Linked DNA regions of Homo sapiens: region 2 is linked to region 1. A link is an interaction called in ENCODE POLR2A ChIA-PET data of the cell type or tissue named here. Cell type or tissue: OCI-LY7. All regions are shown on one strand. Links, peaks and the distances in the headings refer to the core of each region. The heading gives the core; the rest is flanking DNA.

Region 1 (5,401 bases), core at 59-5,058:
TTATTAAGCAAAATCTTGCAAGTATAAGTTTTTTTTTCTGGAAAAAGCATTTTAAATCAATGAGTATGTATATATATGTATTTAAAAATCTGCGCTACTTTAAGAAATGTCATAATATATTATGATATAATAAAAAGTTGTCTTTAATTAATAAATAGATCTATAAATTTTTGAAAAAGTTGCTTATATTTATTCATGATATATGATAGGAAAATTGAGTATGTGTGTGTATTACTCCATTTACTTGTACATTTATAATTACATTGGCAACATAATTGACACTAAATTATGGCACTAAAATGAGTCTCATTTTCATAATCTTTAAAACAGTAATCTAGTACCAGAAAATATGTTGTAATGATTAAATAAATGCATATAATTTGATTGTTATAATGCTAGTAAACAACATATTTATTTATTTATTTATTTATTTTTTGAGTCAGAGATTCGCTCTTCTTGCCCAGGCTGGAGTGAAATGGCAAAATCTCAGCTCACCACAACCTCCGCCTCCCAGGTTCAAGTGATTGTCCTGCCTTAGCCTCCCGAGTAATGACTAGCTGGAATTACAGGCATGCGCCACCACACCTGACTAATCCTTTTTTGTATTTTTAGTAGAGAGAGGGTTTCTCCCTGTTGGTCAGGCTGGTCTCGAACTCCCGACCTCAGGTGATCCACCCGCCTGGGCCTCCCAAAGTGCTGGGATTACAGGCGTGAGCCACCGAGCCTGGCAATAGCATACATTTAATAATAAAATAAAGTTACTATAAAATACTAACAATAACACTAATATACTAAGTAGAAATTAAAATTACTAAAATAATGATGTGAAAAAATCAATACTCACGTTATTGATGAAGGATTTTTTCAAAACATAGTTCTGGCATTCAAGAATAGGAGTATACTTGTGTTATTTCAGTTAGTTTTCCATGTGGGTTCACATTCAGGTGAAAAATATTGTCCACTTTGTTCATTTAAACAAAAGTATATTACTGTTTTCCTCCTGCTGCATTTGTTATTTCCCTCATATATCAAATTTTGTTTATTGTGTTTACATATGTCAAAAAAATACTAACTTTAATTCACAGGTAGTTTAACTCTATATAAACTGTGTGTACACATGCTAGCTTTTGTAAAAACTCAAATTTTGGTTGTAAGGAAGAGAAAGAGTCAGAAATCAATTGAGACAGTGCTGGAAAACCTTGCTTTCTGTAATGCCGTATTTCATCAGAAATAATCTTCCCTAAAAGTTGTTTCTAACATTCTTACTGCCTTCTAACACATTAATAGATGTATTTTGATATAGTGAGGTGGATTTTGAAAAGCTATCTTAGGCTTTTTTTTTCATTTCTGTTTTTAAGGGGAGAATTAGAGATTATGTAGTAAGTCTGCGTTCAGATATAATGAGGTGAGTTCACTATATCAGAATTTTCAAGGCTAAATCCCATACTTAAGGAAAACTGTTTCACTTTAATTCATTTGAAATGTTGAATCAAAATGTATAATTAAATCTGCTGACCATGAGGGCTGAATGTTGTATGTTTTGGATGCCACTTCTTGAGAACAGTTCTTCACTTTAGGCAGCCATGACTCAATTTGATGACATCTATGTTACCTTCTTTTACACTGTGATGATGAACATTTGAAGGCCTATCGACTTAAAAACTAGCATGAATAAACACAATATAGCTTGACTTTGCAAATTATGACAGAAAGTTTCCCTAAAATTTTGGCATAATATTGTTTAGTTGACATATATAAACGTCAAGAAAATTTGATGTATGCACAAAAACAACCAATAAGCTCAAGAAAAGCATTATTCATTAATATTATCAATTCCAACAATCAGAAGTAAACTATGTACCAATCATGTTATTGGATAAAATGCATATTTTAATGACTGTTTTTAACATTTTCTGACTAAGATTAGAGAGAAAATGTACAAAGTTCATTTGTATGTTTAGGAGTCATGAATTTCAGAAAACTGTTCATACTATTAACGTGAATGGAATTAGAATAAAGTAATTGTTTGTTATCCATGCTTATTTTATAATCAATTGTACATACCTTCCTATGATGTTAATTTTTACAACCTCAGATTGGAGACACTTATAATATATCGGATTATATCTGGGAGACATTTTTTAACCCAGTGGATTTGTGCTAAATATAACAAACAAGTTTATAACTTTGAAGGTCAAAATTAAAACATCCTACTCAAACATATAATACATTATTTTTATATCAGTCAAAATGTACTACTTCCTTTCTAACTCATTTATGCATGAAAATTAATGGAGTCATATTTATGCATTAATAATTGTATAACTAAGTTTGACTTTTAGGCTAAATTTGCTGATATCATTTACAATTGTATTGTATATTCGGATTATTTTATTATAATACACTAAAACAGAATACCTGTCTTGTGCTATTCTAGTAATTGGTAATGGAAAACCACAGTGAAGAGTCTGTATTTCTGTTTAATTTTCCCTCTAAATCTGCTCTCTATGCTTTTATAATCTGCTATATTCCCAGGGAGTCTAACCTGCATGTGTGTTGCCTCAAATGGTTTCCATCTGCTGCTTGGAGATTAAGGCATGAGGAAAGAAAAAGTCTGAAGAAGGAGTTCCACTAGGTGGCTGCCTTCTGTGCTTCTCTAGCTGAGTTGTCTCCCTCTATCAAAAGACATAGCTCTTGTCAGGAATGGTGGCTTTCAGATAAAATTATTCTCGCTGGTGTTCCAGTAAATGTTTCTTCTCCCTGCCCTTTTCTGTGACTAGCGCAGGGTGCTTCAATAGTTCTCTTAACCATCTCTACCAAGCTTAAATAAGTCTTTTTATTAAATTCTCTTCATGTGATTATGTCACCTGTGCCAAAAATTACAGTAATTGATACTGTAGCTCCAGAAACAGATCCTGGCAATGGGATTCTGGGATAAAGTTATTCATATACTTAAGGCAAAGCTGACGATTGGGTAATACATTTCTAATATATATTTCTGCAGACAAGGAATGAAGTGCAGGTCAAAAGCAAGACACTTGTAGATCACTTACTTGTAGATTTTAACAAAAATGATTATAAAGTTTATGGGGACGCTAGACCGCTTCTTATAGATTTAGAGTGGTGGCAGATTGAAAGAACAATTTGGAAGGTTTAAATGCCCAGCAGAGAGCCCAACTGGAAAATCAGAAACCTTTCTGGCAACTTCAGAACAAGTCTCTCATCTCTTAAGTTTTTAAAGAAGAAAGGTTAAGAACTGAGCCCAAAACATGACAATGCAGAATTTCAGTGACACGTAAAGGCATTGATGGAGAAGAAAAGAAACTCAGAATAATATCTGAGGAATTTTGCACAAACATGGATGAGTCTTAGAACTTCAAACCTACAAACGCCTCTCTGCCAGAAAAGGCAGCCACTTACCTCTCAACGGGAGGAACACATCTTCTCTGTTATAAGATCTTTCTAATAACTGCAAAAAAGAGTTGCTTTGCTAAGGGATAATGAATGTCTTCAAGACCCATAAAAGATCACGCCTCATAACCTTCATATACATAATAGTAACTACATTCCACCATAGCTCTGATGGAGAAGCTGGAAGTATTATCCAGGACGAAATAGCTTCACCACACTAAGCATATCACAAGGTGTCACTGATTTGTATGAACAAGGGTCTATAAAGCATGCATGCAAATGAAGTCTGATAATGTCAGAGCAAGCAGGATGAAATACAGGACTTGATTAGCATAAAATATTGATAAGGGTGAACCTACACAGATATATGTTGGCTGGGAGAAATATTAATTGTCTGCTGGGTTGGTTAACAGGATTTAGTGAAGATTCAGTGAATACAAAATGCTGGAATTTCCCTGGCCTACCATATAACAAGGAATCTTAAAGCTCAGGGAGATGAGAATGTTGGAATAAATGTAGTTCATTGTGTGCAACCCATTCAGTTAATCCTTTTTAATTTTTGTCAATATATAATATGTACATATTTATGGGTTATATGTGATATTTGGGTACATGCATACAATGTGTAATGATCAAATCAGGGTATTTTGAATATCTGTAACCTCAAACATTTATTATTTCTTTGTATTAGGTAAATTGCAAATCTTCTTTTCTAGCTATTTTGAAATACATAATCTATCATTGTTAACTATAGTCATCCTAATGCACTACTGAACACTAGGACTTATTCCTTTTGTCAAACTGTATGTTTGTGCCCAGTAATCTATTTCTCTTCATCCTTCCCACTTTCCCAGCCACTGGCAACTACCATTCTACTTTCTATATCCATATGATTAACGTTTTTTACCACTCATATGTGAATGAGAACATGTGATACTTGTTTTTCTGTGCCTGGCTTATTTCATTTAACATAATGACCTCCAATTCTATCTATGTTGCTGCAAATGACAGGATTTTACTTTTTTATGGCAGATTGGTATTCCATTGTGTATATATGCCATTCTTTTAAAATCCCTTCATCCATTGATGGACACTTGTGTAGATTCCATATCATGGCTGTTTTTTTCCATTAGAGCCTAAGTATGTTAATTCTAGTTGTTTTAAATTTCTCATCTAAAAATTCCCCAATCTCTGTCATATCTGAGTTTCATTCCAATGCTTGTTCTTTCCCTTTATACTGTGTTTTAAATTTTTTTTCAAGTTGGGAAAAGATGTCTTTTAGTATGCTTTGTAATATTTTGTTGAAAGCTGGACATGGCATACTTAGTAAAAAAGACCTGATGTAAACAGGCCTTGAGACTAGAGTTTTATATTTATCTGGCTAAGAGTTAGGAGATATTTCCTGTTAGCTATAGCTGTAGGTCTCAGACACTTAAATTTTTTTTGGTGTTTTTTGTTTTAATCTACTCTGTTGACCTTAGTTTTACATGGAAACAATTTCTTGGATAAGGTCTGGGACATGTGTTTCTTTTTGTTACTATCCACTCTTACTACACAGGAGCCCTACTGATGTGGAGATAAGGTATGGGATGGAGGAGAAATATTTTATAGTTCTATTCATTTTCAGTCTTGTATTGAGATTCAGTTCTTGGCTATTATCTTTTCCAAAGCTTCCTATGGTTCCTTACACCCCCCGTCCCCCGTGTTATACAGAAAGGCTAGAAAAACCTGGATTTTGGTATTTTAATTTCCTCTCATGGAAAGCTAGAGGGGGCTAGAGTTGGGTATTTCTCTTCCTCAGGTTACATAGGCTCTAGAAAAATAGATTATGTTGGGGAAAGGCCTTGTTAAGGAGAACAGAATGCTTTGGATGTATTTCAGAAAGACTATCATTCCCCATCCCCCTTTCAGGAGCATTAGGAGAATTTTCCTGGGCATTCACTGTAAGAACTTGATAGGATTCCTGGACGTGAAACTCTTGAGATTAAGA
Region 2 (5,401 bases), core at 331-5,330, 84 kb after region 1:
CAAGATCTTGAGGAGGGCTAGAGAACTGGGCTTGGACACTTCCTAGCCAATAAAGGTGATCACAGTCAAGTACAGGACTGTTGAGTGAAGATTCGCTGCTCCTACCAACAGGCATAGACACGGTGGATTGCCTTCACACTGCTCTTGACCCACAATTCTTCTAGGGTTACTCTTGCCACTGTTATTCTATGAACTGGAGATGGATCCTACTGATTCCCCACCATAAATAACGGCCGTGGACGTTTATTTTTTTTGGTTCTAATTCAATGTCTGGGACAGGTGCATGAGATTGGTGGATTCTAGTTTCCAAGCACACACACTAACAGCAAGAGAGACTTGGGAAGCAAGAATCCAAAAATTTCAAACTCTGTTGTTAGAAGTAGGCATTTTGTTATAGTGGAAAAAATGCAAGTCACATTAATTTAATAAGAAGCAAAAAAATAATAGTAAGATGGTTTCAACATCATCAACTTTGGCTGTGCAATATTAGTATAATTATTTGTTCTTTTCTTTATACTTCTAAAATCATACATTTTTTCTAACATAATGCAATTATTTCTTGTACAATCAAATACATGTTAATCTTCCAATCGAAAGGGTTAAAGCAAATTACTATGAATTACCGAAACCAATGTAAGACCATAATCATCCAATCATGCCCATTAAAATCTTGCTTTTGTTAAAATGTTATCTTGATATTATCAACAACATACACCCTTTATTGAAGAAAAAAGAAAATGAAGTGTACAGAAGAGGGAAAGTATTTGCCTAATATAGCTATGCATATGACAGAGCAAGAAAGGAAATATGAGTTAATGCCCATAAGTCTTCATTTTTTAATTGTCAATAGATCGTAGTTGTTTTTTATTACTGCCTTGGTTTGCTAATCACACCACAAGTCCTGTACCACAGCCAACAACTCAGTTGTTAAGTTTTTGCCCTGTGAAGTAATGTATCTATCTATATATCTTCATGAATTTTTATCAGCTTTATTGATATATAATTAACAAATATATATTGTATATATTAAAGATGTACAAGTGATGTTTTGATATATGTATGTATTGTAAAATAATCACCATATTGAAACTCATATATCTATCTCTTCACATGATTACTTTTTGATGAGAACTCTTAAGATTTACTTGCTTAGCAAATTTTAGGCTCACAGTATACAATAATGTTAGTTAAAACCACATTGATATATATTAGATCTCCAGAACTCATTCATCTTGCATAACTGAAATTGTGTACCCTGTGACAAACATCTCCAATCTCTCCCTACCCCGAGCCACTGAAAACCACCATTTTACTCTATGCTGCTATGAGTTTGACTACTGTAGATTCCACATGTATGTGAGATCACACAGTATTTATCTTTCTGTGTGTCTGGCTTATTTCGTCTCACATAATTGCCTCCAGATTTATCTATGTCGTCACAAAAGGCAGGATTTCCTTCTTTGTTAAGGCTAAATATTATTTTGTTACATATCTTGTATAGCACGATTTTTTTAATCCATTTGTCAACAGACATTTAGGTTGTTTCCATATCTTGGCTATTGTCAATTGTGGGGCAATTAGCATGGGGATATAAATATCTCTCTGAGGCACTGATTTTAATTCCTTTGTCTGAATAACCAGAAATAGGTTTGCTGAATCATATGGTATTTCTATTTTTAATTTCTTGAGAAACCTCTCTACTATTTCCATAATGGATGTACTAACTTACTTTCCCACCAACAGTACACAAGCATTTTTTTTTTATCCACATCCTTGTCAACACTTATCTTTTGTCTTTTTGATAATAGACATTCCAACAGGTGTCAGCTGATAATCTCATTGTAGTTTCTTCACTCTTAAGGAATCTGAATTTTTATTGCCTCTGACTGTGTAAGGTGGTTGTGTTTTTTAAAGCTGTACCATTTCACTTACCATCAGAAATATAAACCTAGCACCTTAATGTATACTCTCTAAGAAGCAGACCCAGCCTCTAGAATTCAAGTAAAAGTAGTTGATTTGGAAAATGAAATGATTAAGGAAGTAGGGAATTGATAATAGAATAAACACCTATTAATGACTGTAGTATTAAGACAGCTACCCTAAAGTGCTATTAAGGCTTAATCCACTGGGGAAACACTGAAAGGATGCAAACGCACACTTCTATCAGCCCCATTCATGGGGTCAAGTATCTGTGGTTTTTATACCCTAACTCCTAAGCATCATTGGTGAGGGCTGCTACTGGGTGCTATATTTCCCTGCATATCCTGCCTGCTGCCAAAACTATGTAGGAAACTGATCTTTCCAAAATCCAAGGGAAAGGAGTTTTCAGCTTCAGGGATGTAGATACTGTTGAAAATCACCCAGAGAATATGAAAGGTCTAGGGAAAATGGGCCAGACATTGCCAGGGTGAGCTACATTTTGGGGTTCTCTTGGGCTTAAATTATTTTTCTTCTCCTTGTATTTACTAGTAACAAACACTACAGATTACATCACTGATGACTTCACAAACAGGACATTCATACTGTCACTCAAACTGCTACAACTGCAGCTACAGGAACTGGCTGCAGCTGCCACTGTCGCCTTGTCATCCTTGACTTCTCACATGATTAAATTTTAATTCAAGTCTATGGTAGGTGTGTTTGATTGGTGAAGCCTATATCAAGGATTTTACTGTGTATTAAAGGGCCTAAAAGATAAATATCAGTAGTTTTCACAGTTTAAAATAATATGAAGCAGTCTCTGCTTTACAGTTCAGTGATTCTCCAAAAGTAGGAAGGAAATTCAACTGCAGAGAAACTTAAGTGAATGAAAATTCACGTACAATCATCTTATATAAATTGTTTTTATTTCTTTCTCTCAGGATAACTTTCACAGAGGTAATGGAATTTTTATTACAAGAGAGAAATCTAAGCAATGTACCACAGTCTGAAGGTTAATTAGGTAGTGAGGAATAAACAACGGGCATTCCAAATATTGACTTTCTGTTTCTAAAACTATTACTTGTTCAGGTGGTTAAGTAGATTATGTTATTGGCAACCATCTGCACTTCTCCCTGGATTACACCTTTTGCCATAACCTTAAGGGCCCTTCAAACGTGAACAGTGTGCAGTTTTCTGTTTCTCCACATTAGCCTCAGCCATGCAATATCCTTTGGCCAACAGGATGAAGCAAAAGTGATGATGGGCCAGTTCTAAACATATACTTCAAGGGTCCCTACGTGTTTTCACCTGTGCATAAGTTCCTCTGAAATTGCCGTGAGAGTGAGAACATTCCTAGTAAGTTCATGGGAATGAGGTGTGGATTAGGGACCCTTGAAGCAGAGCCACCCACAGCTGAGCTCAAGCTAGATAAATGAACCATAGCTAGACACAAACAAATATGAGCCCAATTCATACCAGTAGAGATGCACATTATCACAAAATTTAGGTCAACTGACCTCAGTCTGGCTCAAGAGCTAAAACATTATTGTATGTTCCTTATATTTCTATGGGTGATTTTCCACACAGAATTTTGTTTCTATAGCTAATACCTCATGCTACCAAGAAAGGGAATATGAAATCTACAATTCTTCTGATGAATGCCATTGTACATGTTCCCTTCCTCTTTACTCTGCTGTGTGATCTTTTTATTAAGCCAAACTTGTAAATACCTCAGATGGTTAAAGGAGTGTTATTTCCAAGCATCTTGAATATGTGAACAGTGACAAGTCAATAAACAAACAGGTATGTCAATATATTGGCAACTTAAAGGATATACATAGTTTCTTCTTTAGTATGCAATATAGTTTGACTGTGTCCCCACCCAAATCTCATCTTGAATTGTAGCTTCTATAATCCCCACATGTTGTGGGAGGGACCTGGGAAGAGGTAATAAATCATGGGGGCGGGTTTGTCCTGTGCTGTTGTCACAATAGCAAATAAGTCTCACGAGATTTGATGGTTTTATAAAAGGGAGTTCCCCTGCACTGGCTCTCTTGCCTGCCACCATGTAAGATGTGACTTTTTTCCTCATTCACCTTCTGCCATGATTGTGAGGCCTCCCCAGCCATGTGGAACTGTAAGTCAAATAAACCTCTTTCCTTTATAAACTACCTAGCCTCAGGTATCTTTTTATTAGCAGCATGAGAACAGACTAGTTCAGTATGTGAAAAAATAAAAATGGAGAAGCATTTTAAAGAAATATGTGTTTTATAAATAAAGAAAACCATCATTTACCTCATAAACCAGATGATTTTTTTGTCTGCTGATTTTACAAAACTTATCTTCAATAAAAAGAAATGAATTTTACTAGTGTAGCAAAATTAAATTATTTTCTCTGCTGTAGTCCACAGTTTTGTCTTTTGAGACAAAAATGATTTTTTAAAAAAATATATTTGTTTATGTTTCTTGAGTTCCAGAATAAAGTCAGGCAAAACAATCAATAGTATTTAAATCATTATAATATTGCTCTTTAATATAATACACCTTAAAAAGTTGATTTAACACCAGGCTGAGTACAGAGTAGTTACACATAAATGTAACAAGTTAGAAAAAAAAAAAAAGAGAAAGAAATATGAAATCAGAAAGAAGGTCAAATTGACCAAAGAGGGAAAATGTTGGGGCCCAAAGTACTCAAAGGAGAAAAATGGAAGGTTGATTGAGATGAGGAAAAAAGAGATTGCTGTAGAGCAATCTATCACTGAAGAGGTAGACTGAGAAAGAAAAGGAAAAGGTTCTTAGGCAATTGCACAGCATTTGAGTGAGAAATCTATCACTTCCATCTCTCTTTATTTTTATCTTGATCAGTAGGATTTTGAAGTTTATTGTGAGGTGCACAAGTTTTCCTCTTAATAACATCAATGTTCTTATAAGTTCCTAAACAATATTTATATCTGTGCCATTCTTATATATCCATCCTGCTTTAAACGTATATTGTTTAACACATTGTTCAAACATATTCTTCATACTCTAATTTTACTGTAAATTTCCTATTAAAAATCTCTGATATTAGTTTGTTGTGTTTTGTGCTTTTTGTTACCCTTTGTAAAGGAGTAGTAGGACATATTTTTGTAAACTTACCAGTCTTTTTATGTGAGGTGGTGACCCCAAAATATACCACCTCTGAAATATTTAACACCCATTATCCACTATATGACCTCACTGTCTCTCACGGCATTGAAAGCTGACTTTAATGTTCTATAATCTAGAATTGAAATATGATTTGTTTCTTGCATTTAGTCCTTCTTCGTGCTTCTACTCAGTTCTTTTTCTTTCCCTGAAGTAGACTTATAAAGTTTCATTTGTTTACTAACGTGCCCCAAACTACAATCATCTTGTTTGTTCTCAGCTGATTGTCTCATTTTCTATTTTAAAAGTGGGAAACCAAAGTGAACTTGTTTTTCACCTACAAAAATCTTCACCT

What was found. Peaks named below come from ENCODE experiments on the same cell type or tissue, not always from the same donor. Only the 100,000 strongest peaks of a DNase experiment are listed, where the experiment ranks them.
Region 2: POLR2A ChIA-PET joins it to region 1 with 5 read pairs; 1 of 35 experiments calls an interaction of 5 or more read pairs at or near these places.

Annotation. Positions count from the first base shown.
Region 1 is chr13:84,983,292-84,988,692 of GRCh38, reverse strand. No RefSeq gene overlaps it. Among named protein-coding and RNA genes, the nearest start is that of LINC00375, 160 kb to the left of the region's middle. In OCI-LY7, for the core only: CTCF peaks have their summits at 2,444 and 2,645 (motif pointing right); a DNase peak (open chromatin) is centred at 2,622.
Region 2 is chr13:84,899,575-84,904,975 of GRCh38, reverse strand. LOC105370290 (a long non-coding RNA gene) reads left to right here and starts at 2,545. Exons shown (of 8, transcript XR_007063929.1): 1 at 2,545-2,630. In OCI-LY7, for the core only: a CTCF peak has its summit at 2,132; a DNase peak (open chromatin) is centred at 2,555; H3K4me3 peaks cover 887 bases; H3K27ac peaks cover 1,348 bases.